2 separate regions of the Mus musculus genome follow, and region 1 is linked to region 2. Evidence: chromatin loops called from intact Hi-C (ENCODE). Cell type or tissue: gastrocnemius. All regions are shown on one strand. Each heading gives the region's core, and the rest is flanking DNA. Links, peaks and the distances in the headings are about the cores only. Region 1 overlaps Mob2 (MOB kinase activator 2). Region 2 holds the start of Gm32786 (a long non-coding RNA gene).

Evidence for each region. Hi-C counts contacts between places; a loop is a spot of excess contacts. Peaks named below come from ENCODE experiments on the same cell type or tissue, not always from the same donor. Only the 100,000 strongest peaks of a DNase experiment are listed, where the experiment ranks them.
Region 1: it touches region 2 in a loop (7-fold over the local background); 14 of 42 quality-filtered maps call a loop at or near these places.

What each region holds. Positions count from the first base shown.
Region 1 is chr7:142,007,911-142,024,347 of GRCm38, forward strand. It overlaps Mob2 (MOB kinase activator 2), which reads right to left. Exons shown (of 5, transcript NM_028308.2): 2 at 8,435-8,595; 3 at 8,169-8,262; 4 at 2,343-2,467; 5 at 643-1,668. The coding sequence ends at 1,358. Among named protein-coding and RNA genes, the nearest start is that of Mir3104, 24 kb to the left of the region's middle. In gastrocnemius, for the core only: no CTCF peak of the experiment used is centred there; a DNase peak (open chromatin) is centred at 8,838; H3K27ac peaks cover 1,445 bases.
Region 2 is chr7:142,090,478-142,106,914 of GRCm38, forward strand. It overlaps Gm32786 (a long non-coding RNA gene), which reads left to right and starts at 3,689. Exons shown (of 7, transcript XR_870057.3): 1 at 3,689-3,862; 2 at 5,200-5,601; 3 at 6,383-6,467; 4 at 8,133-8,321. Dusp8 (dual specificity phosphatase 8) reads right to left here and starts at 4,807. Exons shown (of 7, transcript NM_008748.3): 1 at 4,446-4,807. In gastrocnemius, for the core only: CTCF peaks have their summits at 5,340 and 7,567 (motif pointing left); DNase peaks (open chromatin) are centred at 5,307, 6,467 and 7,535; H3K4me3 peaks cover 464 bases; H3K27ac peaks cover 473 bases.

The DNA.
Region 1 (16,437 bases), core at 6,099-11,098, 82 kb before region 2:
CAGTAGGACCAGGCTGAGAAGACTCTATGTACCCTGGAATTCTCTGGTAAAGTAGACAGGGACAGATGGCTACGGAAAATGTCAGAAGGCAAGTGGGTTTAGTCCAGGTGTTAACAGAAAAGCCTCAAGGCCCAAGTACAGTAAGTTTTTGTTGTTGTTTTGTTTTAAGGCCCAGTAGCCACAAATGCATTGCATAAGCTAAGCCAGAAGGCCAGACAAACACCAAACTCTAGGAGGGTCCGTCCCACAATTTAAATGGAACCTGTCAGGGGGTGCTGAGCATCCCAAGAATCAACCAGCAGAGCCGCTGGTGCCAGTTGGTAGGCATGGCAAGCAGGTTGCCAGGATCCAAAGATCTGTGAAGACCAAGCCATAACCATGCCTGGCTCCATTCTTTCCCTACTTGGGCACCAGGCAAGCTCCAGTCATGGGCTTAGGTCCCATAACCCACCTAGGCAGCAGGTTGCCTGCTCCTAGGCTCCCAATGTTGAGCCAATTCTACAGGTCTGAAGACCTCCATCTCCACTCAAGGAGGTAGAGCCAGTGAGGATCAGGGTATGGCGCTTGTACCCGTCCCTACCCAGGAACCACAAGGAAGACTCAGAATAATATGAAATGGCAGGCTGAGAGGACACAGGCTCTGACCTGAGAGAATGTTTATTATGTCTGAACAGATGAACTAAAGCAGATTCTGCCTTTCGCTGATAGCCCTGTCTCCACACAGGGCCTCAGCCAGTCCTGGGCTGCCCTGGCCCCTACGCACAATTGGGGCCTCCTTGGGCACTGAGGAGGCAGCAAGAAGGGGTAATAGGAGCAAGCAGCAGGTGTGGGCCCTCCTGGGTCACCCCAGGCAGACTTCTCTACCCCAGGGACTCTGAGCCAAGATCCAGGCAAGAGCTAGGGAGGAAAGCTGCAGGGCAGGCCTCTGTAAGAGCCCATCCCCAAAGCACAGCAGAACTCCAGATCTGCAGGGCAAGCCCCATAAGGGGGAGACACCTCTCACAAGGTGCTCCTTTCAAAGCCGCAGAGCTCCCCCCACCCCGGGAGTGGGGGGAAGGCAAGAGCCACATGGAAGACCCAAGAAAGGAAAACCCCACAGAAGAAAAATCAAAACATCAGTCCAATAAATGTTTGTTGAATGAATGAATGACTCCAAAGGCTCTTCACTACAAACAGCACTCATCCATCCAACAGGGAAGTCAGGAAACACGCCTTGACTCCAGCGGCATCCATGAAGCCCACACTCTGAGCAGCCCGGGGCCCTCAGACCTTGCCACCAGCACGCCCGGGCATGTGTGCGCACACACAGACACACAGTTGTCTTTTTGCACATGTGCACCCATCTGGCCCTGGAAACTCATCTCTCCTTCACGTGGTTCTGTGCTCCAGAAGCTCCACTGTTGGCCCCATCCCCAGTGGCACCACTGTTACCCGGGCTGCTGCACAGCACCTCAGTGAGGTCGTCCATGACAGCGGTTTCTTTGGGGTCAAGCAGGTTGAACTCTCTGGCAAAGAGGATGAAATGCACGTACAGTGTGTTCAAGTGTCCATGCAGCTCAAGGGCCAGGGTCTCCTTGAAGTGGGCCCAGTAGATGTGGCCCAACACGTGAAACAGATACTTGCAGATCTTCTTCACCAAGGACTCGAAGGAGCTGGGGAATTCTCTGCCTAGGGGGAGGCCACATGTCACAGACCTGCAAGGAGGCCAGGCTCCTACAACTAGGCTTCTCTGGATGGGCCTCAAGAGCTCACAATTGCTACCACCCCTCCACAGAGTTCCCAGAAACCTGTCCCCCAGGGTGGCATCTGCCTAGAGAAACAGGTGCTGGCTGAGCCATGGTAGCCACCTGCATAGCAAAGAATATGTGGTGGGCACTCAGGCTCCATATGCTTCCTCCAGCAGACACCCAGGGTATCTGCAGACCAGGTAGGGGGCAGTAACAAGTACATGGGAATTCCTGTAAGCCAGTGCTGGCCCCTTGACTGTTCAGGATGAGTTTTTCACCCCCATCAGGACCTTGACAGGTCTGGAAATACCAACCCCAGGAAGATGGACTGTGATGGCCTCATTGTGCAGAGCTGATAGCAGGGCCAAAGGAGGCCAAATGGTGAGTGAGCCTCCTTTGCAAAGGGAGGCATTTGTCCCCAGCTAGGCTGAACTCTCCATGGGAACCTTCCTCCCTCCTTATCCCAGGTCCCCTGTGCTGAGCAGGAGCTAGAATCATGGAACTGTAGCCCTTCTAGACCCCACTTGCAACCATAACCCAGAGACTCTCTATCCCAATGCTGAAGAACTTGCTGGTTTTGCATAAGGATTTAGGTACAAGCTGCAAAAGACATACCGTATTTTGTGGGGAACACATCTTCATCAGTTACCAGCTTCTGCACAGAGCTCATGACAAAGTCAACATACTGGGGGGCAGTGCACTTGACCTTCTTCCCCCGCTCATCATACCAGTAGTATTGTCTGTAGGGACAGAGACTTTGGTCAGGGTGTCAACCCTGCCAAATACCCACCCCAGTGTAGGCTCCCACATATACAGCAAAAACTCAAAGGCAGTGGCAACTGGGTGTGGTGAGCTATGTACAATTGTTCCAATGGGACAAAGTGCTCAGAACAGTATCTAAGGAGAGCAAGGGCCTCTTGTACAGGTAGCCCAATGTGACACATTCATTGCATACTTCTGCATATTTTATTTCTTTTAAATAAATCCATACCTTTTATAATTAATTGGGTACAGGTTATCTGTCTAGGAGGTGGCCTGCAACTGGGAAGAGTCTAGAACCTTGGCAGTACCCAATTCCCAGAATTAGAAGCCATTCTGTCCCCATGGGGAATAGTAGATGCCTGCAGTCAAGTGACTTGACCTCTAGAGCGCCCCCCCCAAAACTCTTTAGACTATTCATGAGGTTGCCAGTTCCGAGAAGACCTGCATCAGGGATGGGCAAATACTAGATGTACAGAGCTCCTGGGTCTTACCACGTACAGTATCATAGTCACTCTGTGCTCTGTCAAGAAGAGCTAGTGCTGCCCTGGTGGACTGCCTGCTGCTCTCTCAGCCTTGGGAGATCTTGGATTAATCAGGGGCCTCTCACAAACCTCTGGTATCTGGACATGCTGTGGAGATGTCACACCACGTAGGAATTCTAGACTCAGGGCACAGCATGTTCCCCAAGCTCCTGCTGAGGGCCTGTGATTCTTTCCAATTGGAGACAATTATGGACCATACTGTTACACTTGTCCCCATGGGGGGGGGGGGCGTCTATATTAATACAAGTTTTCATGTCTCTAAAGCAAAGCCAAGGACAGGCTTATGGTCACAGCAGGTCTGTGCATCATTTCATAAGAACATGTCAAAGTTCTCTCGTATGCTGTGCCACTTGTATCTCACCAGCAGGGCATGCTCCCCAGTACCTAGTGCTCTACAGTGCCAGTGTGGGCTTCGTTTTCTTTAAAACTCCAGTGTTATCTGTCACTGCAGCAACTGGTCCTTCCCTATTCTTGTTGGTCAAGCCACTGCTTGCATGCTGCTGCCCTGAGTTCCCTGTATGTCCTGGATAGTAGCTCTTGTGCCACAGGTGCCTCTGAGATGTCTCCACGTAGTTTGTGTTTGATCTTTCATCTCAGTTATCTTTCTTAGAGAAGTTCTGAATCATAAAGTCCAGTTGGCTGAGTTCTGCTCATGAGTGGGCCACTCCTTTTGTGTAATGTCCACCAGCCTAATACTAGATCACAAAGATCTCCTGTCCTCTAAAGCTGTTGTATTTTCCCATTTCTGTATCAGGGCGAGACTTAAAGTCATAGTACTTTTCCTTTCCTCTGTGTAATATTACATTCACAGAAGCAGTTGTTGGAAAACAAAACTGTCCTTTTCTACGCTCAGTTTCATTGGCCACTTCATCAAAAATCAAAGGACTTCTGGGTTTCCTTCTAGATTCTGCTCTGACCCACTAACCTCTGTCTCACACTTGGTCAACACCACACTTCTTGTCATTGTGTTTAACAATTTATCTTCAAACTGTGGGCCTCCTCCAGATGTACTGTTGTTGTGGCTACTCCTGCTGCCCATTGCATGTAAATTCCAAAACACAATAGGTTAGTAGCTAATAGCTCTGATGGAGTTTTTTAACTGAGAACATAACAAACCACAGATTCACTCAGTGTAGATTTGTATGTTAAGCTGTTGTTTTTCAATCCATGAACACAGTGTGGCCTGTGTTTGTGCACTGTCTTTGACTCTCCATCCTAGGTGTCTAAGAAACAAAGCTGTGTGAATGCAGTCTATAACTAAGTATTTTCTTGCCTCTGGAGCTACTGTAAATGGTCCTGATTTATTAGTAGGACTTTCAGTCACACAGCTAGCACACACCTGACTGTTCTCACAGCTGTGCTCGCTGCTGGCTTTTCATCTCTGACACGGACTCCCCTCTTCTCCCTGTCTTACTGAACTGGATGAGCCTTCAAGCCTTCTTCACCAAACAACGGTTGATTTCATGCTCGCTGTGTGACAGCTGGAGAGGATCCTGGAGTTTCCTAACTACCTTTGTAACATCTGTTAGAGCCATAGGGAACTGTTGCACTTTCTTATGTTCATAATTCCTACCTTCTGTCTCATCTTTGTGTTTTGCTAAAGCTTATCAACTTTATTGTTCTTTCCAAGCAAGCACGTATTTCCCTTACAATTTCTAAAACTCAACGTGAGTGACTTCTACTCTTGTTTCATGATTTCCTTTCTTATGTCTACTTAGGGTGGTTCTACTCTTGCTCTGTCTGAGGTCTCTTTTTAAAATGTGCACTTGGTGCTGTAAACTGCTCTCACCACCTTGCTGTAGCTACAGCCCACAAATTCTCTTCTCTTCTCTCCTCTCCTCTTCCCTCCCTTCCTCCCTTCCCCCATCTCTCTCTTTCTTTCTTTTCCCATTTTCTTAGACAGGTTTTCTCTGTAGCTAGGACTGGCCTCAAACTCACAGCAATTCTCCTGCCTCAACTTCCCAAATGTGAACTACCAACTACCACACTTGGCTGTATTTGAAACTTTGCGTTTCTACTTATATTAGTTCAACAAGCTTCCAATTGCCCTCGAGACTGTTTTTCACTGACCTATAGATTATTCAGGAATGTGCTAGTTCCAAAGTGTTTGGAAATTTGTCTGTTATTTCTCTGACACTGATTCCCAGTATAACTCCACAATGATCAGATAACTTAATATGACTTTAAAGGTTGTCAAGGGCTCTTCTGGGAGCTGGGACAGCATCTTGTTTGGTGAGTACTCCTTATGAAGTTGAAAATAAGGTTCACTTTGCTACCGGAATGGAAAGTCCTTAACTGGCACCTCAGCCTCTTTCCCCTTCCCCCTGCAGCTGGTGGTTTGCTTTGTGCAGCTCTGCCATCTAGCATACAAGCACTGAGGAACACCACTGCCTGATGACCAGCTCTTCCCAATTTACAGCTTCCTTCTGCAACCTGGCTGATTTTGAGTCTCTATTACTATGAACACAGATACTTCAGCTTTCATTTGGTAGTGTTTTCTACGTTTGTCATCTTCTACCGTTAACCTTCCCACTTTATTTAAAGTGCCACTATGAGCCAGGAGCAGGTGGGTGGAGTATACCTGTGATCTCAGCTACTTGTCAGATGAAGACAGGAGAGTGCCAGCTCTAGGTAAGCTTGGACTACATGGCCGAATTCTGTCTCTTATAAAACTTTATACAGGGCAGGCCATATGGCTTGGTAGCAAAGCATAAATCAATCAGTCAACCAACCAATCAATCAAAATGAACACTTTGGTGTATCTAAGTCCCTCAAACCCCTAAAATGAACCCTTACAAGGTCATGGTATTAGTAAGTGGGCTTCTGGAGGTGACCAAGCCACAATGGCAGTGCTCTCATGACCAGTATTCATGCCTTTCAAAAGGAGCTGCTGAAATAAACCAAAAAGCTCTCCTCAGACTCCAAACCTGGATCTGAGCTTGCAGTCCATGAGATATACCAGGCTATCTATTCAGGAGCCTCCATCGTGAGCATTACAGCAGTCCTGACAGACAACAGTGAGTGTGTTTCTCATAGGGAAGCTCAGATTTAGTTCTACAAGAATATTTTCATGAAAATCTCTTGGAAACTTTCTTGTTCACATTGTGGTTGTCACTGCTGGATTTACATTGTCATTGTTGGTTTTCTGCTTGTTCTGTTTTTAAATCTTTATACTTCTGTGGTCTTGCTGTATTTGGGACTATATGCTCTCCACTTTTTTTAACTATTCGATTTCAATTTACCCATATGGTTCTGACTGTATGTCTTTGTGTCAATTTTGAAATTGCTTAAAGAATTTCAAAGTACATATTTGGCTCTTCACACTCAAGATTTTGCTCTGAGTTTGGCCATCAGCTGGGGTCAGTCAGCAACAGAAGTAGGCACCACTCCCCTGTTACCACTAATGTTCACATGTCCCTTCTCTGAACTCTGAGAATGTGTCAGACCACAGTCCATTCACTCTCAAGCTACTTCTGAGAGTTCCAAGGAAGAGTCTGTGTTTCTCATGTTGCTGTGTCACACAGCCAAAAAACTGGTTGGAACTCTCCTGCAGTAGGTCAGACAGCTTGCAGTGGTCCATTCAATTGTGCTCCTGAAGGTAATGGCTGCTGGATGTGGAATGTGGAGTAATGATTTATCCCTGTAGCACCTGAGACACGGGGGTGCTTCCCCAAGGCCCACAGGTCTGCCCTGGATGCCGTGGGGCCTTATTGTGCTTGGCATCGGTGCTATTTCACAGATTAGTCCTTAAGGGTTCACTCAGCTGCCAATGTAAAGGGATGTCTCTGAGGGACCTCTTTGGACATGTTTCTAAATATGCCTTGGCCCCCTGGATCCCAAATGCTAGCCTTTTGAGGTTATCCTGCAGATGCTGCAAGGATGGAAAAGAGACCTAGCCTAGTATAAACCCTCCCTAACCTAGGCAAACCACCAGGGCTGGTGCACAGCAAGGAGTTCTGTGGATTTCTGACTAACTCCCTTTTTCTTTTAAACTAACTTTGAGTTTCCCTTGGTCTAACATGATTCCTCCCAGGGGGTTATAGTAGAAATTAAGTGATACCACAAAGTAAGCGAAAGGCTTGGATGCCCAGGCTCTCCAACACAAACCATATGCAGGTCTGTACAACACTAGCTCCTATGTATGCTCTTGAGAAAGCGTCTCCCAAACAAAATCAGGACTAAAAGGCACATGGGAGAAGCCAGGGAGAGTACCATGCTGTTTGACATTGTCTAGACTGGGCAGACACTCTCAAATGCCAACTCAAAATCTGTCATGGTTCCTTCAGGGGCCACACCTTTGTCACCAAAAGCCTGCCCACTTTCTCTGGAAATGCTTAGGTGATACCTGACCCTCCTGGAGGAACAGAGCCAGCACTCTGTTCCCCCTACATCACCAGAAACTGAGCTGTGGCCACTACAGCTATATGAGCAGGCGTAGCTAGCTGAGGCAGAAAGACTCCTGTCACCTGCTATATCAGGACTTAAAGTGGACTCTTTTTGTTTGGGGAGAGCTGCATCTACATGAAGGACTGCTTGAGTGTACACTATACTACACCTACCCACACACACACACACACACACACTTCCATGTGCCCATAGCATCTTGATGACAAGGAGCCATCATAGACACTCTTCTGCCTTCTTGGCCACATCCAGCCTTCTGCCAGCACCAGCATAGTCACTCCTACCATCGACTCAGAGCTGCTGGGAAACATGTGCCACTCAATGGCAGTGAGGGTCCTTGGTGCCCCTGAAGGTATCTGCATACTACAGCAATGAATGTACACACATATACATCAGAAGGGAGCTGTCAGCACTAGACCTGTTCAGAAGTTGTCAATAAGAACCTCCTCTAGTAGAATGAACCTGCTCATTTGGCCCTGCAGCTCCTTAGGACACTGAGCACTCACTCTCCAGGCTCAGGACCATTTAAGCATGGCCTCTGACAGCACCCAGCAGAAACACTCATGCTGAGCACCTGGCCTCTCAGATACAGAAAGACTTTGTCTAGCCTGAGATTGTTTAGGAAATCTAGCTAGGTAAGAATGTAGTTTGAGAAGCTAGTAGCCCAGACAGCAAGGTCAACCACAGCCCATCCCACACTCCCAGAAAGTGCTATGGCCAGGCTGCTACTCACGTGTTGCACACAGCCATTGTCTGACACGTCTCTCCTGTGCAAAATTCTGAGATTGTGCTATACTGCAGGTTGATGTGGTGAAAAAATGTTGTTGCTGGAAGAGAAGCAAAGGGCCTGTGAGTACTCTCCCCTGCTCCACCTGGTGTGACAGGGAGTGGGTTCACCTGAGTTCAGCCTGTCCATTGACTACTGCTCTGGGGGTGCTTGGAGATGGGGAAGGCTCCCTGCCCTGCAGCTGCTGCACCCATCTCCCCACCCGCACGCACTGTTGCTGGCCAGCCACTCGTTGAGGTCGATCTCCCGGGGCAGCACTACCAGCTCCTTGAATTCAAAGTCAGTGATCCTGGATTTGGTGTGCTCCGGCTCCAGGTACACCTTCTTCTCCTCTGCAGCAGGTTTCTTGCCGTTTGGCTTAGCTTTAGACTTCCTGCCAAGAAAGAAAGGAGGGCATGGCCATCATATGTCCCACCTGGGCCCAAACCACAGGGTTCTGAGGAAGGATTCTTGCACATTGGGTTAATTAAGTCAGATGCAGGCAAGGAAAGATGCCACCAAAGGCCAGACTTCTCTGGGCAATTGGGTGGCTATGCTACCATAGGTCAATCCAAACGGTCATGACCCTATAGAAATATCCTGGTGGATGACACTGTGGACCTGTGCTGCAACACATGTGTGACAGCAGGGGGCAGCACCTGATGCCTAAAGCATAAACCTCTTTCAAAATGCTTGAGTTCTGAGGGCCTAAAAAGTACATAAAGCTCTGAGGATGTGAAAACTTAAAGTTCTGAAGGTCTAAGAAAGTAAGTTAAAGTAATAAAAAAAAGTTTCAGATTTCTTTTCCCATCTATGCTATTGCTATTTCAAAGGCTCAGGAACCTATACTCAGCGGTGTGGTGGGTCTGGGAACTGCTTACCAGCAGGTTGCCAAACAGAGATATTTATCCCTTTAACACCTAAATAGATTTCGAAAACACCTGTCCCCTGTGTTTTCTTTCTCTATGATCAAACTAGAGATTACTGTCCATGTTGGCCAGAGACTTATTATTAGCTTTGTAAGAGACGTGACGCATATTCCAGGAAGGTGTTCTGTTTTTTATGCAGAATGGGGGGATCTTTATATCCTAATTAAGGACCATGGCACCCCAGATGGCGGGGGGGGGGGGGTCACTGGTAAACTTTACTCTAGCAATTATCACAGCTGGCCGTCAGGGACAGTCAAAATACAGAGGGTACATATCCCCACTCTCTCAACCCTTAGACATGGTAGAAGAAGTGGTCCAGGGCTCCTCAAAGGTCCTAACATGCTAATATTACCCCTTTTTTTAATCCCACCTCTCTCTCACATCATCTTGTTTTAGACCTTACCTCCACACATCAGCTATTGAATAATGTTCTGCCTGGCTGCTTTGAAGAATGTTGGTTGTGTGTCCTTCGTGTGTCAAACTTACGACCACCATTTGTAGCCTCACCCATTTGGCTTATTTAAAACTCTCTCACCTGGCTGCTCATTAATTGCTCTAAACTGAGTACCACTACCACTCTTATCTCCCCCACCCCTCCCCCACCCCTCCAGTATCACAAACTCCTTTAACTCCTCAGGAACGTGCTTTGTGGGCACACTGGATTCTTCAGACTACAAAAATATCTTAACCCCCCATACTACCACGCAGCTGATATGCATAAACATTCACAATGCCTCAATTCTCTGCAGCACTCAGGTTTACTGCTGCCTATCCACTGGCTGGTCTGGGACTTGTGCTCTGGTGTTCCTTTTTTCAAAACTAGGGATGGTACACAGTACAGAACCCTTGCCAGTTCACAGGAAGGATTCAGGTCCTACTCTTTCTGACAGTCCTGGGCATAACCACTAAGTGTGGGACTGACTACTTCTCTAGCTATTTGCCATCAGTTTTCCTCTAAGTTCATCCAGGATCTCCAACGGGTATCTCAGATCATCCCCACCCTCCAGTACCAAATAGAAACGCCGGCCATAGTAATGCCAGTGAGAATCACCTTTACTAACAGCAGAGAGAGGTGGTCTTTGTCTTTCCCTAAGGAGGAATACTGCTTTTATGTCAACTAGTTGGGTATAGTAAAAAGTAAGATCCAACAACTCCAGAAAGGTCTCTAAAACATAAGAAACAAGAAACACTCCATGCCTCAGGCCAGTGGATCGTTGATAGTCCATTACAGAATCAAACACTACCCTTCTTACCCTACCTTTTTGTCTTAAGACTATTGTCACACCCTGCCTTATAAACTTCTTGTCTAGATCTCTTTAACAACAAATCCAAAAGATTTCTAACCTGACTTTTAATCAGTTGCTGTTACAGGATTACTGGTTCCTAGCTAGGAAGACAGAGACCTGAAACTCCTGATTTATACTCTGACACTGAAGATCAAACTTGCCCTAAAGACTTCAATGCCCCCATTCAACAGGAAGTAGTCTAATGATTACATTGCTCCTTTCTTGACCCCTGGCTGTTTAGCAATAGTAAACAAAAAAGAGAGACTGTAGACTCCTAAAGGGGCTCAAGTGGCCAGCCCCCATCCCTGAGAATCTCCAACTGACAGGCTCTGCTCACAGAACACTCTAATGGCCATAATGGCCTGACCCAGGCCCTAGAGACACAGGTGGCCAAGCTCGGGGCTTAAAATTCTACCAATCCCTGAGCCCAAAAACCCACCAATCCCTGAGCTCACCTTAAGCTCAAGCTGTGAAATCTCACCAATTCCTACCCTGGAGATCCCTACCCTGGAGAGTTCCACCTCCAAAAACACCTGTGTCTGTGGTTCTCAGCCCTCCTAATGCTGTAACTCTTTAATACAGTTCCTCATCTTATGGTAACCCCCTAACCATAAAATAACGTCACTGCCTAACTATTACTTCATAACTATAATTTTGCTACTGATATGAACTATAATGTAAATATCTGATATGTATTACAACCCCTGTGGTTGCAACCCACAGGTTATATAAAGCCTATCTCCTGCTCAGTTTTTTGCTGCTTCTCATCTGAGCAGATGCACCCACCCTCCTGTGTCTTATAAATCTCTTGTGTGAAGTTTGTTATGCAGTGTGACTTTGTGGTATTCCTTGGCTCCCAACTGCCAGGATACCTTTCTCCTCAGAGATGTAACACTTACAGAAAGACATTCCGGAACAGAGGTCCTACAGGCCACACCAAGGCTCTTCCTTCCAGGCAGGCCAGTTCAGAAATGTGCACAGCTACCATCAAAGCTTTAGAGGAAGGACCAACCATGGGAAGTACCTGGTTGCCAACCCACAGGGGGCACCCCAAGAACAAACTATCCTCCCCAGGTGAGAGCTAACTCCTCCTTTATGTCTTGCTAATGTGCTCTACCACCAAGCAGCATACTTTCACTGGGGTATGGCCAGGGTATAACACCCCCACCTTGTTACCCTTCGTGGAGTGAATGCAAGAGAAAACAAAAACAACCCCTAGGGTTAAGGCTCTGCCTCAGCACTGAGACTCCCTCTACTAGTCCCCACATAAAGGCAGAGGCAATTAGAGAACCCAGCCTCCTCACATTCCAGACTACACAGGACTCTTTGTTAAGTTTCTACCTTGCTTTGAAACTAGTTTTTTAAATAAAACTATGTTGCTCTGTTAACAGAAAGTGAGCTTATTTATGTCTATTTTAAACAACGAATATGTCTTTAAAATGTATTGCTTTCACTTGAACAGAAATCCTAAATTTATGGAGCAGCACACCCCAATCTCTCCCATGCTCATTCCTCCAGTCGAGGTACTCCTCAAACACTGGTGGCAGCACTGAGCCTTTAGCACTTGGTGAACAAGCTTCTAGGCAGGCACTGAGATGGGTGTGACCTTTATGAGAGGAGACCTACAGTGCCCAACTGCCAAGGATTACTTGGCCTGAGTTATCTATGGGGTGCTAGCCTACCAGAACAGATAATTCTGCTGAAGTCTCTGTCAGGTAGCTAAGTCTATGAATGGTTAGAAAGACTTGTTGACCTGAAGTCTCCCTGGTGAGCTCCTTGAGGTAGTCAAGTGAAGTAGTCTACAGATGCTCCTGGCTGTCCATGTCAGACCAGCACACTAGATAGCAGGCCCTTCTAGGCACTGAGCAAACAATGCTAGAAACGAAGGAGGCTCTACCAATCTCTGAACTGCTGGCACCCACAGGTCCGACGCGGTGAGGCTTCAGGATGAGAGCACTGGGTGAGAAGTCTGAGAAGCACAATAAACGTTCCCATAGCAAACCTGAGTCTTGTCCTCACATAATCAAATTAATTCTTCAGGAGTGAACTTTCTGACTTTTAAAATATAAGAGGTAAATTGATACTGGCATGAAGCCTTGTGACCAGAAAAGGATGTTTTTTGATCAGAAACTAATATGGCATTCTGTGGGAAGTGCTGGACAGTTGGAAGTCCAAGGAAAGAAACACAGTTTGGCCTTCTCTAGTAAGGCAACCAATTGCAAAGAGCAACAGCTATCCAAAGCCTACAGCAGACCAGGAGAGTGAGGAGAGGAGCAGATCCAGCAGAGGCCTCTCCCAGAAGCAGTCTCCTTGTACCCACCCTGCTGCACAGGGGTGAGAAGTAGCTAGACCACCCAGCAGGGAAGAACAGTATATTAAAGGAATGACTTGGAATCCTTGCAGTCAGGAGGATGGAAGTGGTAGTGCAGGAGGTAGCCTTTGACTCAGAATCTCACCATGCCCTTTCCAGGTTAGCGCTGCCTGTCCAGATGAAGCAAAATGTAGGCCCTCAGGCCAGAGTACCAGCTAGATACCTGTCTTTTTGTCCTGAAAACACAGGCAATTAGGCCAGCTACCATGCATGCCATCAGGAAGCAGCTGGCTTGGTTCTCAGCCCCGTGTTCCACACCCCTGAGAGGCCACATGGGGGTAGGGTGAAAGGTCTTTTTGACTGTGACCTATTTTTTCCTTTCTTGTGCTTTAAAAGGTTGCTGATGGTTTATTTAAGAGAAAGAGGATAGAAGAATGTTCCCTGAATGCCAGGGAAATGTTTTCCTTTCGGCTTCTCATGGCAGAGCTTAGCCTTAAAAGGCGATGTGTACTTGGCTTCCAGGGCAGGGCCAAAACAGCCAAAACCAGGCAGAGGACAGGGTTGGGTACCACCCAGTCTTTAGGGTCCTGGCACAGCACAGGCTCTAAGGTAAACAGCACAGAAATCTGTTGGGGCTGAAGAACAGGTGTGGATGCACCACACAGAAAGAGCACTTTAAGGCCTCCTGGCATGAGCCCAGCCGTGTAGGCTTCAGTCTCTCTCGTGGAGTTGTGCATCAGCTCCAGGAGGTGCTCTGCCAATGACTTTGGGACACATCCACTACTTGTCCTCTGCCTGTCCACTACCTGTCCTCTGCCTGTCCACTACCTGTCCTCTACCTGTCCACTCCCTGTTCTCTGAATCCTCGTCTTCCACTAGTGATGTGTGCTAAGTTCACCTACTATTCATTCAGTCAGAAAGAAGAGACCCACCTCTCTAATGCTGGATCAGGCCTGTAGTGCCCTCAAAGGATAGGTTTTCCTTGAGACTATCAACTACCTTCTGTCTTCTGTGTATCCTATCCTAGAAACCAAGACTACAGAGAAGGGGGCTGGTAAGGGCCAAGCTGTCAAGCCATTTCCATGTTCTGTGGCTTGGGATGTTTACTTGCAAGCTAAAGGAAGTAAAGACAGGACAACTAGGAAGGTGGCTGGTAGGAACCAGCCATCAACATGGCTCCTGACCACAGTTGAGGACTCACTCAGGGAGGGTATCCTATGAACAGCGTCCTACCCTTACTCCCACTCATAGTTACAAGGGAGGAGATAGTTCCTCTGGGCAGAAGCTACTCCCCAACCTAGTGGGGAAAGGAGTCCCTAGAAGGCCTGCCTCCCTCTATAAAAGGCCATAGGCACTCAGGGTAAAGTCAAAAGGCAGCAAGCGGATGCCATGCTAGTCATCAGCATGTGCACATGAAGCCCCAAGCCTTTCCTGTTTTAGTCATATCCCCATTTAGCTGCTGTCCCCCATTACATGGGGCCAACTTGGACCCTGGAACATAGTGCATTCTGGGACACTCTCCTGCCAACCTAAGTTTCTCAGTCCTAGTCACAGAGCCCTCACTCCAGCAAGAGGAACAAGAGGTCACACAGGGTCCACATTCTGCTTGAGAAGAATATGGTAGTTGCTAGTAGAAAGGCCTCTTGATGGACATCAAAAGCCTCACTTCAATTTCTTTGCCTGAGGGGTTCTTGGCCAGGGCAACAGAATCATGTAGAGGACCAGTTTTAGCTCCTTTGCCAGTGTCTCTGTTTTCACATGGTAGGTTGGGCAAACAAATATCTCCCAGTCTCTGAGGCAAGGTGAAAAGACCATCAGTGGCTTGCCACACCTGCACACTTGCCTGAGGTCACAGGCTCTCCCAGCTTCCCTTATACCACTCACCACTGTGACCCATGTGGAGCGAGGACTATGCAGACAAAGCATTGAGTGAGCAGCACAGAGAATGTACTATAGGGGCCAGGGAGTGGGTGCCACATGTCAGTATACCAACAAAACTGCTATGAGCTCCTGGGAGAACACCCCCCAAGCAAAGCTCTCAACAGCGAGGATGAGGCTAGCCCCTAATGAGCATTTTACTTAAGTAAAATACCTACTTGAGAGTTATCCATGCTCTACCAGAATCACCTTCTTCTTGCCTCTCACACATCCACCTGGCCCTAGACTCCTTCTCCCTGCTTCAATGTCTCTGCTGCCACAGTGTTCTGCCCACCCTGCCCATATGGCAACCCCCCCCCAGTCCTCTAAGACCCCAACTATGAAATGTCACATCTTCTATTCTAGCTGGCCACATCCCATAACACTGAACTCTTTGACATCCCTAGCACCAGGTGTTAGCCAACCCTTATTGAAAGTCTGACCAATGAAGAGCAAAAGAAATTTGCAGAGTTAATAACAAGAATCTCTATGACAATGTGGTGTCAATCATGAGGCTAGAATGGCTTTGATATTGTTGGTGGGAAGTATGCTAGCAGCATTTTTCTGGGACCAGGATGATAAGATGCTATGTTCCCATCTGTTCTTGCCCTGCAGTGAGGCTTAGCCTGCACCCTCCCCACAAAGCCCCATTTAACTTCCTCAGCCTCTGACCCAACACAGATGCTCAGAAAGCAAAGCACTCTAGGAGAGAAATGCTCAGACTTGGGGGAGACATACATGGCAAGTCATGAAGACAAAGGACTTAAGAACACTAAGGTCTGAGGGTGGTGGGGGAGGCATCCAAGAGTCTTGAGACAAAGTACATATACTCCAAAGAAGTAAGGAACACTGAGTGTGGACATCTTAGGTCTCTAGAGAGACAGAGAATGTGCTTGCATCCCACCCTGCCACCTGAACAGCCCCAGCTAGGTAAACAGTGAGGGGCCAGATAGAGTGGGGATTTAGCAATGAGGGACCAGAAGTTAACCTCTAGAGGTCTGGGGCTAACATTAAGGAAGGAGATGCTAACACATTCTGGGGTTGGAGAATAACAACACTCAAGGGATGAATATTAATAACCAGGGAGTATGGCAAGCAGGCAGGGGCCTGAGGACCTTAAAGATACAAGCCCTCTCAGGCCAGTTCTGCGAAACACTATTTATTTAGGTAGAACACAGCTAAAAGCTAAGAGGAGAGTGCTACTGGGGGCTCCTATGTCCCTGGTCAGGGCAAGTATCCATGCTGCAGCCTACTCAAAGCACTAACTCTAAGCTTAATGACCTCTTTTCCCATCACTGTAGGAGCCCCTTTGACAACAGGGCACAAGCTAGCATGGCCCTCATAGCCTAGCCAAATACTCCCAGACTCTCCCCAAACTCTCACTGCTGAGTTTAGTCACTCCTAATTACCATCTCTTCTGCAGCAATTATCAGGGCTTAGGTCTCTGTGGTGCTCAGAAAGTTTAGTTCAAACTCCTGAACCAAGTCCTCACTAACTCCACTGCCCAATGCCTGGCTTCATGGGCCAAGGTAGGAAGACCCTTCCAGTCCTATTATCCTTCAGCACTACCATACTACACAGGCTGGGCTGGTCAGAAGCAGTGAAGAGGGTCACTAGAGCTCTCTCAAAAATATCTGTGCCCCTATCCAGAAAGGTTAGTACTCCCCGGATAAGGCACACTTTCACTAATGTCCCTGATCCAGTAAAGGACTCACTCACCTGGAGAACAAGGCAGTGAAGAGTCAGACACATTTGAGCTGAGGTATGCTTAGACAGTACCACTTATCCTCACT
Region 2 (16,437 bases), core at 5,302-10,301:
TATTATGGGCTCTGGAGTGCTGCTATACCTGTGCCTTCCTCAATCTCTGTCCTGCTGATTTATGCATTTTATACCCTAGGGTATAAAGCTTGACTCTGTTCTTTTCCCAGGTAGGGGCTCTCAGACCTCCCCCCCTTTCTTAGCACAGTGCTGGATGGCCAATTCCCAGAAGCCATCTCCAGAAAAGGTTCTCTAAGCTCATAATCTTGATGCTCGTGGATAGAAGAGCTAGGCCAGCAGGACAGGCCCCACCCCTGCTCATGGGCTCCCGAAGGCCAGGTACTAGGGAGCTCTTGTTTTACTGTTCCTGGTGGATGCTTCCAGCTGAGGTTGGTGCACTCCACCCATTGTACAAAGGGATGGGGTTTGTCAGCCTAAGGATGAAGGCTGTGGTACCTAGGATGCTTGGAGCTGCTGGACCTTCTGCATGGCCCCAGAAGCTCTTGTGCTGAAGAATATGTGGAAGGACTGAAAATGGCTAGCATCAGGGAAAGCCCTGTTCTTCAGGCTTGATGACTCTCACCTATCAGGTGCTGTCTCCCTTGGAGCCCCCAGGACGCATGCAGTGTCAGGACAATGAGGCTTGGGGCAGTGGAAAGTAAAACAGCAGGGCAGGTACAATATTCTCCTCATCTAGCCTTACAAATGTGCTGGGGTAGGAAGGAACTTAGCCCTCTAGGCACTCACTTGAGCCCCTTCCAGTTCTGGGCCATTCCCACTCCTCTACTGCAGTCATGTGGGCACCTACATGGGGCTACCATGCTGGTACAAGGGCACAACTTCCAAACCTTGCCTGTGCATAGTCGGTGGGGTCTTTGGGGTGCTAATCCCTGACATCTACGTGTGTCTCAGGCCTCTCTGCAAGCCATTCACTGGGGAATTGGGCCTGGGTCAGTCACACTGAGGAATCTCAATAGCAATAGACTAATGCTTATCTTAGATGTTCAGGGACATTTCCCTGACTTCCAACTGGAATCTTGCATGAGGGAACAACAGGCTACTGATTAGGCCAGAGGAAGGAGTGGGTTTTCCTACTAGCAGAGCTGGACAATGGAACTAAACGCCCAGGACTCTGAGAGGGTCATGGCTCAGGATGCTGGGGTGCAGAAGGGCCTTTTCTGAGTCCCTTGGCCCTGTCAGCCAGCAGTGTCCTCCTCTTCCCAGGTGACATGGGTTAACTGCATAAAGGGAAGCAGAGATCTACTAGTATAGGGAGCTAGAAGGTACAGCCCCACCCTCTCTGCAGCAGCCATTGAACTACCCTGAGGGAAGTTTTGCTAGGGTTGCCCCATCTGAAGTCTCTCATCACAACCCCACAAGGGGCTGCAGCTGAGGATGGCAGGGAAGGGAGACCCAGAGGGAAGAACAGAGGAGAGCAGGTTGGTGGTGGCAGGTGGAATGGGGGTATCAGCTACACTCAGGCCTGATACCTGTCCCTTCCTCTACCTCCCAGGGAACCCTAAGAACTGAAGCTGGGCCCTATTAACCGTTACAGTATTGCTATTTGCATCGGAGGGGGACTCATTAGCAAGTTAGCACCTCCGATGTTGCCATGGCAACAGCAGAGGTGCCAGGCAACGGCTGCTCCTACTGCAACAGCCATGAAGCAGGCTGCTCTGCAGATTAGGCAGGTCTCCCTCCTCTATGTTCCCACTCCTCTGTGGCAGGTGCCCAATAGCTCTGGTCTTTAACTCAAAGACAACAATGAAGCCCCTTACTCCAACCCTGCCTTACTTGGCCCTAATTCCCAGGATCCAGCCCCACACTGCAGCTCACTGGCTCCCCATTCCTCTGAGACCATCTGTATACAGCACTGCAAAGATCTGGATGAGCCCCCTCACATAGGAAATTCTGCACTATGCTGTTCTTCAGTGGCACATCCTAACAGCATCTCCTTATACCCCCACCCCTGGCTTCCTCCATGCTGGGCATTAGTCCTAGTGCTGGATAGAATTCATTGGGGCTTGAAATAGATATGTAGGGCCAGTTTTGAGAAGGTCAGCAGGGCACAGACAGACCATGTAATATCTTAGCAAAGCAACATACATTCCCAGTTCTTCCCAGGGAGAACAGCTATCAGCCTGTTCTACAGGAGCCTTGAAGTGGGTTGGGGAAGTGGTCAAGACCCCTTATGCAGAGGCTGTAGGCCTTCATCAAAGGATTTTGAGCCAGGAGACAAGCAATCCTAAATTCAAAGTTAAGAGGAGCCTTTCCTAGGCCACACCCCTCAGGGAGGTCCCAGGCAACCCCCTTTGCTGAAGGCTAGGTCCACAGCTCAGGCCTTGTGGCACTGTTCCCTGGGCACAGGAACACTCCCCTTTGTACATTCGCAGATGCATGCCTTATTGACAATCCATCTTGTCCCTGAGTGCAATTACACATGTGTCCCTCTGCACATACAGAAGACATTACAGCCTCCTGGAGTGCATGACTGAAATACACAGTTGCAAACAAATCCTTCTGCACACCAAAGCCCCCGGTGCCCACATACCAAGTGCCAGTCCATTGCCTTTCACACTGGGGTTCCCACACAACATGTTCTGGTCCCCAAGTCCTTATGTGACCAATAAAAGCCCGAGTCCTCAATGGCATCCTCACTAATCTACTCCTGCTCAGTGCCTAGTGACAAGAAACTCCCTACTTCTAGAAATGGCTGCCAGGCCCATTAACCCCTGTAAGACTGGGTCCCTTCTCACAACAACCTGACCTGGGTATCCCTGCTCACAGCCAGGCAGGCTCTCAGGAAAGAGCCAGAAATTAGGGGCCCAAGATGCTGAGATGCCAGCTCATTGTCACACTGGGCACTTCTGAAGCCTGGCAGAGACCATCTCCTAAAGGGAGGGGCTCAAATGTTCCTGCATGGCAGTTGAGTCCTTGGCTTCTCTGGCCAGTCTACCCTGCACCCTTGCCCCAGGAGAGGGAACAGAAACATTGTCTCAGTCAGGCAAATAGCCAGGCCAAAAAAAGAGACAGTGGAGGTCAGAGGGAGCTGTGGTCCTGAGAGGTCCAGTCAGGGTCTTTGGCTCACACATTTCTTAGGAGCACAGCATAACTATCTCTCTTGCTGTGGGTTCAGCCTCTCCCTGCTTCCTCTGTGAGCTGCATATTGAACTCTCTCCAAACCCACAGATGCACCCCACCGAAATACTGTCCAGTTGAAACTTCTGAGTTGAAACCTCAGTATCAGCCCAAGAAGAAAGATGTTGGCAGGAGTCCTATACACATTGACTTGAAGCATCTTTTTGCGTCTGTGTTCAGTGCTAAGTCCCCAGAGGTATCCTCAAGTATCCCCAAGGGCACAGAGCAGGAGGGAACGAGAACCTGCCCAGCAACTCTCCTGAGGTCCCTAAGCTGACTGCAGCAAGTCAGACATAAAGATGAACCTACAGCTCCTGGTCACATGATCTGCTCATCTGTATCAGGTGCCTGCTAACCAAATAGTGAATGCACGGGGACTCTGATCTCCCAGGGCAGAGCCTGGCACTGTAAGCTACCCTCACCCACCCAGCTACCCTAGGGGCAAGTAAATGTGAGGCTGGGTCTACAGGTCACTGGATTTCCATTCTGAATTCATTCATACTGTGAAAGAAGCCGTGCCCCTGACCCGAAGCACCTCCACCCCCACCCCATACTGCACAACAGAGCATTGCAGATGCCACACTGGTCCCCCACCCCCATCACTGCACCATCAAGGCCCCCAATCTATCTGCTGCAGGCGCAGCACACCCTGTCAACAAGGAGTCAGAGGCCAATTTATTCCAAGAGGTCTGATCTAGTGGAAGCTGAGCCTGTTCTTGCTCCTCCACCTGCAAGGTTTGGCACAAGGGTACCAGCAGCATCTGACTGGCCGCTCCCTCCCAAGGTAGGCAGAGAGGCCAGGGAGACAGGCTGCAGGAGGCAGCCGTGCCGGCCCCTCCCCCAGCATCGCGCCTACAGCCTCTGCGTCGGGTAAGGATGTTCTTTATCCGCAGAGGCGAGTGGAGCACCATGAAGTGGGGGTGACGGGACAGCCATGCGAGTCGAAGAGTGGGGGGGGGTCCTATAGCTTCCTCTCCAGATAAGGAGCCTACCGCAGGCCGGAGCCGACCCTCTGGCGTCGGAGGTTTCGCATCCCCCTGCCCGCTGCAGCCGCGGACGACCTTCTCCAAATCTGGCTGCCAGCGGGGGCGCTTCGCAGGGACTCTCACCGATCTGTGCTGGATCTCAGCCCTCCCCCGCGAATCCCTAGGTCTCTTATATATATCCCTCCAGATAAGAAGGAATATGCCGAGAAAGACAGCGCACTGCAGGCGCGGATCTGCAGCGCGCGCCGCTCGCGGGGCAGAGCCATTTATTCTCGGTGCTCCAAAGAGCTTCTTCCTTCAGGGCACACAACCGCAAAAACCTCCGCACGTCCTGGGCCCACACCCGGCTTAGGACTCGACCGCTGTCAGCGCCTGGCTCACCTGGCTCTCGCTTGCCCTGGGGTTGCCCCCAACGCCGGTGCCGCGCTCAGGGCGCCCGCTCCGTTCCGCCACCCATGGGCCCGTCGGGGGCCCGCGTAGCCGGGGCAAGGGCCGGAGAGGCGCGCGGGGCGCGTCGCCGCCGCCGCCGCCGTCGTCGCCGCCACCGCGGGGAGCGCTCGCTCGGGACGGAGCGCGCGTACTGCGGTCGGGCACGCGCGCTCACGGCGCGCATCCCAGCCCGCGACTTGGCGGGCGCGGCCGGCAGCTCCGGCCCGGCTCAGCGTCCGGCGTCCGGCGTCCGGGTGGGGCGGGGGTCCGCGGAGCCGGCTCGGCCACCGCGGGAGCCGCGAGTGACAGGCCCGGGGCGGAGGGCGGGGCTGCCGGTGGGGATGAGGTCATGCCGAGCGAAAAAGCCCCTGACGTCACCTGCAGCCAATCAGAGTGAGCCGCTCGGGGGCAGGTGACGTCAGCGGAGCGGGCGCTGGGTGCGGAGCCCTGGCGGCGGCCGTGGGTCTCTCTGCCACCGCCCTCCGTCCCCCGCGCCCCAAGCTTCTCGGGCATCGGTTCTTAAAGGGGCCACGCACGCCGCAGCTCCCCACCTCCAGGAAGCCTTCCCAGCTCAGGGCTCCTGGTATCCCCAAGAACCCTCTGCCTCGCGGCACTCTAACCAGCGTCTACTGTCCTAGTATGCAAGGGTCTCCCTCTCTCGGCCCGCCTGGACTGAACCTGTCACGGATTTCTCTCCTTCCCTTAGCCTTTGTTCGCGAGAGGACGCCCTCCCAGAGTGCGCCTCCCCTGCCCCAGTGCGGCCCAGGGAAAAGGGTCATGGAGAGCTGCGGCCGCAAAGGGCCTTACCTGCAGCATCCGCGTTTGTCCTCTCCACGACCCCTGGAGGTGGAAGTCCAGCTCTACACTTTGCAGAAGAAGCTCCTAGGCGATGTGGTTTGCCTCAGGTCACTCATCCCGGGAAATCAGGGGGCGGGGCTCCAGACCCACCGGTGTGCTCCCCAGGGCGGCGCTGCCCCCCTACCTATGACATCCAGTTCTTGACAGCTTCCAATGAAAAGCCGCTTGGAAACGACCTCTACTCCCACCCGGACATCTCCCCTGCCCGCTGGGGACTGTCGGCTCCATCCCACTGTGTGAACACAACCACGTGAGCACTCAAAAAACATGGGTAATTACAACTAGGGCAGAAATACACAGGGGTCAGGCAGGTCTCAGAGGAAGGGGAGTCTTGTGCCAAAGTGGTCCACCTGCAAACATAAGCCACGTTTCCCTTAGTTTTCCCTCCTCCTCGGGAACAGGTTGGCAGAAAATTCTTTATTGTATGCCAGGCTGGTCTCAGCCTTCTGAGTGATGAGATTACTAGCACCCACCATGATGCCAGACCTTCTCAGATACTTCAAAAACGTGGCCCTGACTAGGTGGACAGTGAGGTGACCAGATAATATGAGTCTCGTGGGGGGTGGGAGGGGGGTGGAGTGTCCTGAACTTTCCCTGGAAGTCCAGCCTCTCACTCGATGAAGGGCAGAGTTTAGGAGATGGCTGGTTGAAGGAAGGGTCACAGAGAGTGAAGCAGGCACAAAGGAAGGAGCACTCCTTTGCTAGTATAGATTGTGTGAAGAATACTGCAGACCACACTAGGTGCTGGGCAAGGCTCTGCAGGGACCTTCTCCTTTACCCTACTGTATCCAGCTTGGCTTGGTTCATTATGAGTGTTTAGAACCGGCTTGCAGAAACCTCTCTATGTAGCCCAAGGGGAGTCTGGGAGTCTAGCCTGGGATTAATACAGGTTGGAGGGAAGAGGTGTCTCTGGCTCAGAAATAGCACAAAACAAACAAACAACTTGGGAGTGCTGCCAGGAAGGAAGCATGGGGAGCCCCAGGGATGTTTGGGGTTGGCTCTGGGTTCAGATCTTTGTCTCCTTGACTCAGGCTGAGCCCTAAATGCTGTTGATACCTCCTGCTGAAGGTAGCCCTCGAGGCTGAAGATGGCCAGCTCTACTGGATGCTTACTCAGGTCAGTGTTGGGGTGGTTGATGTGCTGGCTTCCTGCCCACTCTGAGTCCAGGAAATGGGGAGTTTGGGGGTCTGGGGAGGGGGAGTAACGCAAGCCGAGACCTGGGCAGATTCAGGCAATCGGGTCATGTAGGATTCAGGAGGAGGCAGCAGCAGCCCTGAAAGAGCTTGGGGCGGAAGGTGTGGAGGCTGACAAAGGAGTTGTTGGGTGCTAGTGTGTGTGTGTGTGTGTGTGTGTGTGTGTGTGTGTGAGAGAGAGAGAGAGAGAGAGAGAGAGAGCAAGCATTGCTTTTCACTCTTCCAGTCTCAAGAGGAGCCCAGTAGATACCCCTAAGAGGGTATCCAGGTGAGGAAGAGTGTGGCAGGGTATGGTCTGATACTCTAGGAGTGCCCAATTAGATCTCAGTTGTGCTGGGGGCAGATTCTTGCCAGGTTCAAGCACCTTCTGGAACCCCCAGGTAAATGGGCTTACCCAGTAGCCTGTCCCCACACTTTTGAAACTGGAACACACAATATTGTATACGATATAATCCAGTTGCAAGAAAAAAAACCTTAAAGTATTTCAAGTAAGCTTATAATTTTGGGTTAGGACATACTTATGGTTATACACATACAATTTGTGGGTAGACATGCTAGGCTCTACCATATAGATGACACTAGTTATGGCCCATTCCAGCAGTACCTGCTCTGTAGACCTGTGCCTTCTCAGTGGGTGCTGGGTCATCCCCATCTTCTTCATCTTGTTCCCTCACACCCCAAGGAATGAGGCAGTCTGGAAAGTTGATGAGAAAGGTTTGGAGCTAGCAAAGCAGTCTCAGGGTGTGGTTTCTTCAGAGCCGAATCCAGTCAGCTGCATCTATCTGTGCCAACAGAGGACAAGATCCAACCTCTGGCAGACTTTCTGCACCACACTGGCCCCAGGCCTGAGGACACCTTTTAGATTCTTTTGTGTTGACAGAACCCTGCAAGTGCTAGCGGCTCGCCCAGACTAAGGCAGTACTGGCTGCTGCAGAGTGCGGAGCCTGGATGTTCACTCAAAGTCTAGCAGGTGCAGCGAGCTTGGGTCTGTCTGCTCTGTCCACGTGCGCCCTCTGCTGCTCACAACAGTACACTGTGCAGGCTGGCCGCCTGAGGTGCAGCTAGGAGGTCACCCCAGAGACTGACCCACGGCCTGGCAAAGAAAAATGATTGTTCAGCTCTGCTTCAGTTTGTGAGGCATTAGAACCACCTGTGCCCTTGGACTGCCCAGCCTGACTTCTAAGGCACAGCAGATGTCCCTTTCCTGATTTAAAAAAAATATATATTTACCTTTATTACCACAAGTGTGGCAGTGCCAGGGATCCAACCCAGTGCCTTTTGGATGCTAGGCAATTACTTTGTCACAGAGCCATATCCTCAATCTTTATTTTTAAATTATATTTTAAAGTCAAATACGCATGTGCATTTTCAACACTGAAGAGTACAACCCAGAAGCCTTGAGAATATTCATTTTGCTATATATTGCCACCACCATCCATTTGCAGAACTCTGTGTCTTCCTACAGAATGGAACATTGGTCCCTGCTAGAATTTATCTTCCTCAGCCCCATGTACCACCGTTCAAACTGTTTTTTTTTTTTTTTTAGCTCTTTAAAAAGGAGATGTTCTTTGTTATTTTTTCTTAACAGATGAAGTGGCTGTTACTTATTTATGTTTAATGTCTATAAACATTTGCCTGCATGTGTGGGTGAGCACCATACTCACACAATGCCCTCAGAAGCCAGAAGATGAAGTCACATGCCCTGGAACTGGGTTTGCAGACTGTTGTGAGTGACATGTAGGTGTTGGGAACTGAACCTGGGTCCTCTGCAGGAGCAGTAAGTGTTCTTAACTGCTGTTCTTAACCTCTCTCTAGTCTTCCTGTTACTATCTACCCCTTTAAAATATAAACTTAGCATGCGAAGTTATGGGTTTCATTATGATACTTCACACACACACACACACACACACACATACACACACACACACACACCACAACTGCCCTCCACCATCCCCATGCCTCTCTCTTTCTGGCAGCTTTTCTGTCCCCCTAGTAGCTCCCCCTGCTTCCCTCACACAGATTCCATTTTCCTCTCTTTCTCCTCTCCCACATCCCTTAGGGTCCCTTCTCATTGTTCTCTTTTTAGTTTGTGTGTATGCAGATGTGTGTGTGCTTTCACATGGGCATGCACTTTATGTGCATTTGTGCACACATAGAATATATCTTCTTCTATCACTTTTGCCTTTGAGACAGAGTCTTTTCCTGAACTTAGAACTTCTACTTTTCTAGCTATGCTAAAAGCCAGCAAGCTCCAGAGATCTTTGTCTTTACTCCTGTGAGCGCCAGGGTTACAAGCATCTCTGAGACTTTGTTACATTGGTGCTTTGACCCAAAGCTGGTTCTCAGGCTTGGCCAAGTAGCACTCTTAACACCTGCGCCATCTCCCCAGCCTTTACTTCTTCTAGATTCATGTCCTGTACCCCTTCCCACCACCACCACCAAAAATGTCTGCATTCTTTTTACAAGAGAAAACACGTAGTGTTTGTCTTTCTGAGCCTTGATGTATTTCATTTAATGTTGTAGTTGCATCCGATTTTGTGTGTATTTTCTCTAGCCATTCATCTGTGGATGGATATCTAGAGTCATTCCATTTCCTGGCTGGTGTAGCAGCAAATGTGGGTGTGCAAGTATTTCTGTGGAATATGGACCTAGCCTTGGTCTATGGCCCTGGGGGCTACTAGTAGTTGGGCTATATGGTAGTCCTATTTTTATTTGTTTGGAAAACATGCATACATCAGGGAAATGTTAATTAAATCCAGTTTGGAATTCCATCTCGCCCCAGTCAGACTCAAGAGAACAAAAGCAACAGATGCTGATGAGAATGTGGGGGACAGTGAAGCCTCTTCTCTATTGTCAGGGATGTAGACTGGTGTGGCCACTATGGAAGATGATGGGTTGGCAACTAAAAATGTTTGCATTTAAGTAAACAGACTCCCCTTAAGCCCAGCCCTTCACTTGTTCATGGGTGAATGCTGTCAGTACTCAGACACAGATGTGGAAATGGGTATGGACTCTGCCGTTATGCTTCTCCAAGCCGGGGAAATGCTTCTTCATTGTAGCTCTCCCACAATTACGTCCGTGTGTTGCTGTATTTCCAGGAGGCTTGCAGTGCTATTCCAACCGGTGTTTATCCCACCCCTAGCCCTTTCCTGAGACAAGATGTTGCTCTGTAACCCACTGACCTTGAACTCACTCTATAGTCCAGGATGATTGGAGTTCATGGTAATCTCACTGCCTCTGCCTTCTGGGTGCTGGAATTACAGGTTTCTGACATCATAGGTACTACACACAGGGACTTACAGGTGTGGTGAAACTACAAACACAGTGTGGGAAGCCACCCACGGACCTGGTGTTTTCATTCCTGCTGATGTGACAAATACTCAAAAACAACTTTTGGGTAAGTGAAGGTTTATTTGGATTACAATTCTGGGTCATCTATTTTAAAAATTGTTTTTTTCTTAATACATGTGCGTACATGTTTGAATGTGTATAGCTGCAGGCGCATGTATGTGTGGGTGTGCATAAATGGATGTAGAAGCTAGAGGTTATTATCTAGAGGTATCTTCTTTAATTGTTTGCCACCTTATATTAGGCCAGGATCTCTCATTTGAACACAAAGCTCACCTTCTTGGTTAGTCTAACGACCTGGCTTATTCCAGGGATCTCTTGTCTCTGTATCCTGAGTGCTGGGACTACAAGCCTACCTTATGTTTATGCAGATGTTGAGGATTCAAAGTCAGGTCCTCAGGTTTGCACAGCAAGCGATTTACCCAGTGAGCTACCCCTCCAGGCCCCTTTTATTTATTTTTTAATAGATTAGATTATTTATTTAATAATGGGTGGTGTTCTTCCATGTGTCCTTAGTACACATTTCAGACTATTTTATTTTTAAATTATGGCACAGACTTACAATGAAACCTGGGCAGGGGTTGGGGGCGGCAGGGGACACAATATAACAAGTATCTAGCTGCCACATGAAGTAAATTCAACACTGTCCTGTTTTGTCCTCATTGTCTCAGATTAGAAAAGCAACAGGAGACATCCCATTCCCACCACTTCCCACCTCCCCAGGCTACTGTGCCCAGTGGCAGTTGCTACCTAGGTATCCTGGTTAGCTTTACCTGTCAACTTGATACAGTCTAGAGTCAATTGAGAAGAACTGAAGAAGAACTGCCTAGACCGGATTGGTCTATGGGCCTGAGTGGGAGGGGTTATTTTGATTGTTTATTGCTGTAGGAAGGCCTGCCCTACTGTGTAGTGAAACCATACCTAAGCCCGTGGTTCTGAACCGTATAGAAAAGCTAGGAAGCATGAACCAGCCTGTCTGCTAGCCAGCAAGCCATTCCTCCATGGTGCTTGCCATGATTCTTTGATTGTAAAGTGAGTTCCTGGGTCGGAGGTAATGCTGTGTAGAATAGCAAGCAGACCTATGTTCAAACTCTTGCCTCAGGTTCCTGCCTTAGTTCTTCTCAGTGATGAACTGTGACCAGGAATTGCAATCCAAATAAACCCTTTCTCTCCCAAAGACGTGTTTGGTCAGGTTTTTGTAGTATTTGTCACACCAACAGAAAAGAAACGCGAATACCAGGTTTGTGATCGTCCTCCTGTATGGTGTGTGTTGTTTCAGAACATCTGTAGGTCCCTAAGTACAGGTAGTTTTTTTGTGTGTATGTGTGTGTGCTTTGGAGTTAAACTTCCTTAAAATTGGTGACTGGAGCGATGTCCAGTCACTTTGGAGCACTTTGGAGCACTGGCCACTCCTCCAGAGGACCTGGATTCAGTTCCTAGCACCCACACGGCAGCTTATAACCATCCAGTACTCAGGTTCCTAAGAGACCCAGTGCCTTCTTACCTCTGTAAACCCCAGGCACACATACAATACACATACAGGTACAATGCTCATACACATAAAATAAAAATAAATCTTAAAAAGTTCTTTAAATTACAATTTTATTTATTGTGTGAATGTGAGTGGACAGCATTTGTCTTGGTACATGTGTGGAGGTTGGAGGGAAAGTAGGAGCCCATTCTCTCCTTCCACTATATGGGTCCTGGGTATTGAACTCTGGAAGTCAAGCTTGCCCTCTGCTGCTTTTTCTTGTTGAGCTATGAAGCCAGTCCAATCATACCTCCATTTCTTGGCTAATTTTCCTTTTTTTTCCCCTCAACACTGAGGATAGAACCTGTGGTCTCACGCATGCTGAGTACACACTGTACCTCTAAGCCACATCCCTAGTCAGGAATGTTCACAGATAAGGCATGTTGTCACTGTGCTTAGGCCCCTTGCTTTTGCTTTTTTCTCCTGGTCTGTGAGTTGCTATTGATATGAATCTGGCTTATTCCTCTGTGTAGGGTTCCCTTTAGAAAAGCATCATGAATGAATCTCTACAGCACTATGATACAAACCAAGGATACACAATGCTGCATGATTCTGTTCACGTGGCCACTGACAGATGCTTAGCTTGCATGGACAATCTCCTGTTCCCTGGCTACCTCTTTTATATTGCCCGGGCCCTGCAAGCCAAGATCTATGTTTTAGCAAGTCCATATATGTACACATGTTCAATATTTTATTTCCAGTTTTGCATACTTCTCTTTATTTTTTAAACATTATTATATAGTAAAGTTGACTGCTGGCGTTTAAAATTTGTGGTTAAAATATGTGTAATATAAAAGTGTATATGTGCACATATGTGTGTTTGTGCTCCCTTGCCGTTGTGTGCTGGTGGAGGTGAGAGAACAACCCTCGAGTGCTGGTTTTCTCCTTACACAACGTGGTCTTAGGGATGTAACTCAGGACATCAGACTTCTCAGCCGCAGGTGTCCTTACCCACTGAACTATCCTACTGTCCCAATCATACCTCCAACTTTATTATCAGTACTCTTATTTTATTCTGGTAGTACTCAGGATAGACCTCACAAACACTACTTGAGCACTGTATTGCTGAGTCACATGCCCAGGTAGGACTGGGTCAAGGGTGAGGCTTTACCTGCAGAACCATTTTGTAATTCTAAAAGTCTCTATCTTAAGCATGTCCAAGTGCACACACATAGCTCAGCAGCACAAAGTACATCCTTGTGCATTCCCACCATCCACCTCCAGACCTTTGTCATGCTTCCAAACTGAAGCTCTGCCATCCTCACTAAATGCTGACTCCTCTCCCTTCCCCAGCCCTTGGCTTCCCTACCCAGCTTTCTGTCTCTATGGGGCTGTTGGCTATAGGGACCTCCTATGAGTATAGCGGCAAAGCATTTGGGTTTTTTTTTTTTAATCCAGCTTGTTTCCCACAGCGTAGTGTCCTCAAGGTCCATCCATGTTGTAGCACATGTATTCTTCCTTCTTATGTCAGTGGACACTTGGATGGCTTTGTTCCTAGAATTACTAAAAACAGTGCCTGTGATCTAGCATCTCCAACGAGCCAGGCTTGCTCACTCATCCTTAATAAGCTAATTAAAAGAGTTAAATTAGGGGCTGGAGAGATGGCTCAGTGGGTAAGATCACTGACTGCTCTTCCAAAGGTCCTGAGTTCAAATCTCAGCAATCACATGGTGGCTCACAATCACCCGTAGTGAGATCTGACACCCTCTTCTGATGAGTCTGAAGGCAGCTACAGTGTACTTAAAAAAAAAAAAGAGTCAAATTAGTTAGGTGCTCAGATAGATATATGATAGATAGATAGATAGATAGATAGATTAGATAGATAGATAGATAGATAGATAGATAGATAGATAGATAGATAGATAGATAGGGGAGAGAGTGCCAGATTAATAGTAAACAAAAGGACAAAGCAATTTATCCAATGTGGCCACATTAGAAAGACAAATAAGAAATCCAGTGACCACCAAATGCATCTTTGGAATCCTAGAGTGAGGTGTGAGGTTACATGTGACATAAAGAATGCTGAAGTTCACTGTGACATTTTTCACACACATGTATCACTATACCTTGTTCTTAGTCCACAGTATCTTCCCCAGTCTCCCGCATCCCTTCTAACTGGTCTCCTCTTCCTCTCCTGCTTTCTTGGGATGTGTTGTTCACTACCCTCGTCTGTTCTCCTACTTTCCCATAGTTCCTATGCTGGTCAGTCTTGCCAACTGCACATAGACTAGAGTCCCTTGAAGAGGAATCTCAGTTGGAGATCTGCCTCTATCAGATTGGTCTGTGGCAATGTCTGTCAGGTATTGTCTAGATTAATGATTGATGCTCAGCCCCCTGTGCGTGGTCCAGCCCTGGAAGGTGATCTTAGGCTACAGAAGACAGTAGCTGAGTGAGCCATGAAAAGCTAGCAAGCAGCATCCTTCCCTAGCCTCTGCTTCGTTTCTACCTCAAGATCCCTGCTCTGACCTCCTGCCTTGGCCTCCCTTTCATTATGGACTGTAAGCTGTAAGCTACATTGAATAAATCTTTGCCTTGCTTTTCACCATTAATTTAGCTCATTGAAAAACAAACAAACACACAAACAAACAAACAAATCAACCAACCAAAAAACCTCTGCCCTATACCAAGTTGGCTTTTGCCAGTGTTTTACCACATCAACATAAAACAAACTGCAATAGTCCCCTCTCTACTATTCCTTTGAAATTTTGTAAAGACTTTGAATTTTAAAGATACTAAATGTATATGTTTGAATTTTTAAAGTGCGTGCGACTTGGAATATTTGGAATGTGTATATTATATTGATATTAGTATGTAATCTTGGGATGAGCAAGAAAGAAAATATTATGATTTAACAGCGATGTGTTTGTGTGTCAGGTTGATATGAGGTCAATTGTGCTGGCTAGTTTCAAATCAACTTGACCTGAGCTAGAGTCATCTAATGGGAAGAAGCCTTACTTGAGAAAATGCCTCCATACTATTAAGCTGTAGGCGAGCCTGTAGAGTGTTTTCTTAACTAATAACTAAGAGGGCGGGGCTTAGTCCATTGTGGGTGGAGCTAGCCCTGGGTTGATAGCTCTGGGTTCTATAAGAAAGCAGGCTGGGCATGCTGTGGAGAAAGCCGGTAAGCAGCAGTCCTCCATAGCCTCTGCATCAGGCTTTGCCTCCAGGTTCCTGCCCTGTTTTGAGTTCCTGTCTTGGCTTCCTTCAAGGATGAACAATGATGACGAAGCATAAGCCAAATCAACCCTTTCCTTTCCAGGCTGCTTTGGTCATGGTGATTCATCACTGCCATAGTAACCCTGACTGGGACACAATATAATTATATCCTTCTCCCTTCCTTTTCCTCTATCCAAACCCTCCTATGCATTCCCCTTATTCTCTTTCAAATTCATGGCACACATACACATATATGTATATTTATATGCCTATGTATATGTATACATAAATACAACCTGCTCATTCTGTATAATGTTACTTGCATTATTTTTTCAGGGTCGAGCATTTGTTATTGGATAACCAAGTTTTGGGCTCTTCCTCAAGGAAGAGCATTTGTCCCACTCTCAGTGTTCCAAAGTTGCCTGTATTCTTTATCTTTGTCCAGGGTTCAGGCCTTGTGAGCTTTTCACTGTCTGTGTTAGGTTGCCTATTGGGTCATGTCATCCTTATTTGGGTCATGTTTGGGTAACCATGTGGCTGAGGCTTCATGGGTGTGGCTTCTTAGATTTCTAGGAGACACAGTCTCACAGTAAACTCTGTTTCTCTGGCCTTACAATTTTACTGCCCCCTTCCCTCAATGATCCTGGAGTCTTAGGTACAGAGTTGTGTTGTAGATGTATCAGGTGGGACTGGACTCCACAACTCTGCGTTTTGATTGGTTGTGGTTTTTTAGTAATGATCACCGTCCGTTGCAAAGAGAAGTTCTCTTGATGAGGGATGAGGACTGTGCTTTTCTGTCTGTATAAGGACAGATATTTAGATTGTAGTTAGGCATTATGTTAGTTTAGTAAATTAGTGGTTATAGGTTCTCTTCAAGATCCATGTCTTCACTAGCCCTGGGTAAGTTGACTGGGTTTCCAGTACGTGGCATGATTTATCTTTTGTGAAGTGGGTCTTTAAGTTCACTTAGCTGTTAGTTGCTCCCAAGTAATGCATGACATTACCACACCCGTAGGGGTATCCTGCCATGTTGGTCATTGTCGTTCATAGGTGTCATAGCTGGGGAGAATTATCGGTTGTTTCTCTCCTTTGGAAGTTGCCTCCTGGTATCGACCATAAAAACTAGTCCCGAGGGAGGAGGATCTCAGGTCAGTTCCAGCTAAGAAGCTTCAGGACCCAATGTCCAAAGTGCAAGGTGTCTTCAGCCACAGGGACTTATTTTCCACCTATGGAGGCAATCAAAGGCAATAGCAACAGCCTGCAGCATTCTGGGAGTCTCTTGGATAACGCTGACACACCAAAATCCTCACAACACAAAAGAGGGCTTCTCATGCCTGCTGCTAAAGTAGTTTTAGTGCATAGCTAAAGGAGCTAAGAGTATGGTTCCTTATGACTTTTTCAGACACCCTTCCTGGTGTTTTACCTTCCTTCCTTCTTCTGTATTCATCTTCTTCCCCTCCTTAATTAGGGCCCCCATCTTTCTATCCCTCTCTCCAGGTCATTTGGTCCCTTTTCTAGTACTCCCTAGAGAAGAATGTGCAGAACCTGATGGGGTGGAGAGGTTGGGTATTGCTAGGTATTTTTATTTTGTATTTTGAAGCTACTGTGAGTAGAATTTTGCCTGACTTCGTTTTCAGTCTACCTTTTATTGGTATACAGGAAGTTACAGACTTTTGTATGTTGCTACTCTGCTGAAATTATTTCTCAGAGCCAAGAGTTTCCTTGTAAAATCTTTAAGTAAAGAATCATGTGGTGACAAACAGGGGTCATCTGCCTTCCCTGACTTCTTTAGCTTGTCTTACTGCTTTAGGCAAGACTTTGAAGACTGTATCGCATAAAGTGGAAAGTGGGATCCTCA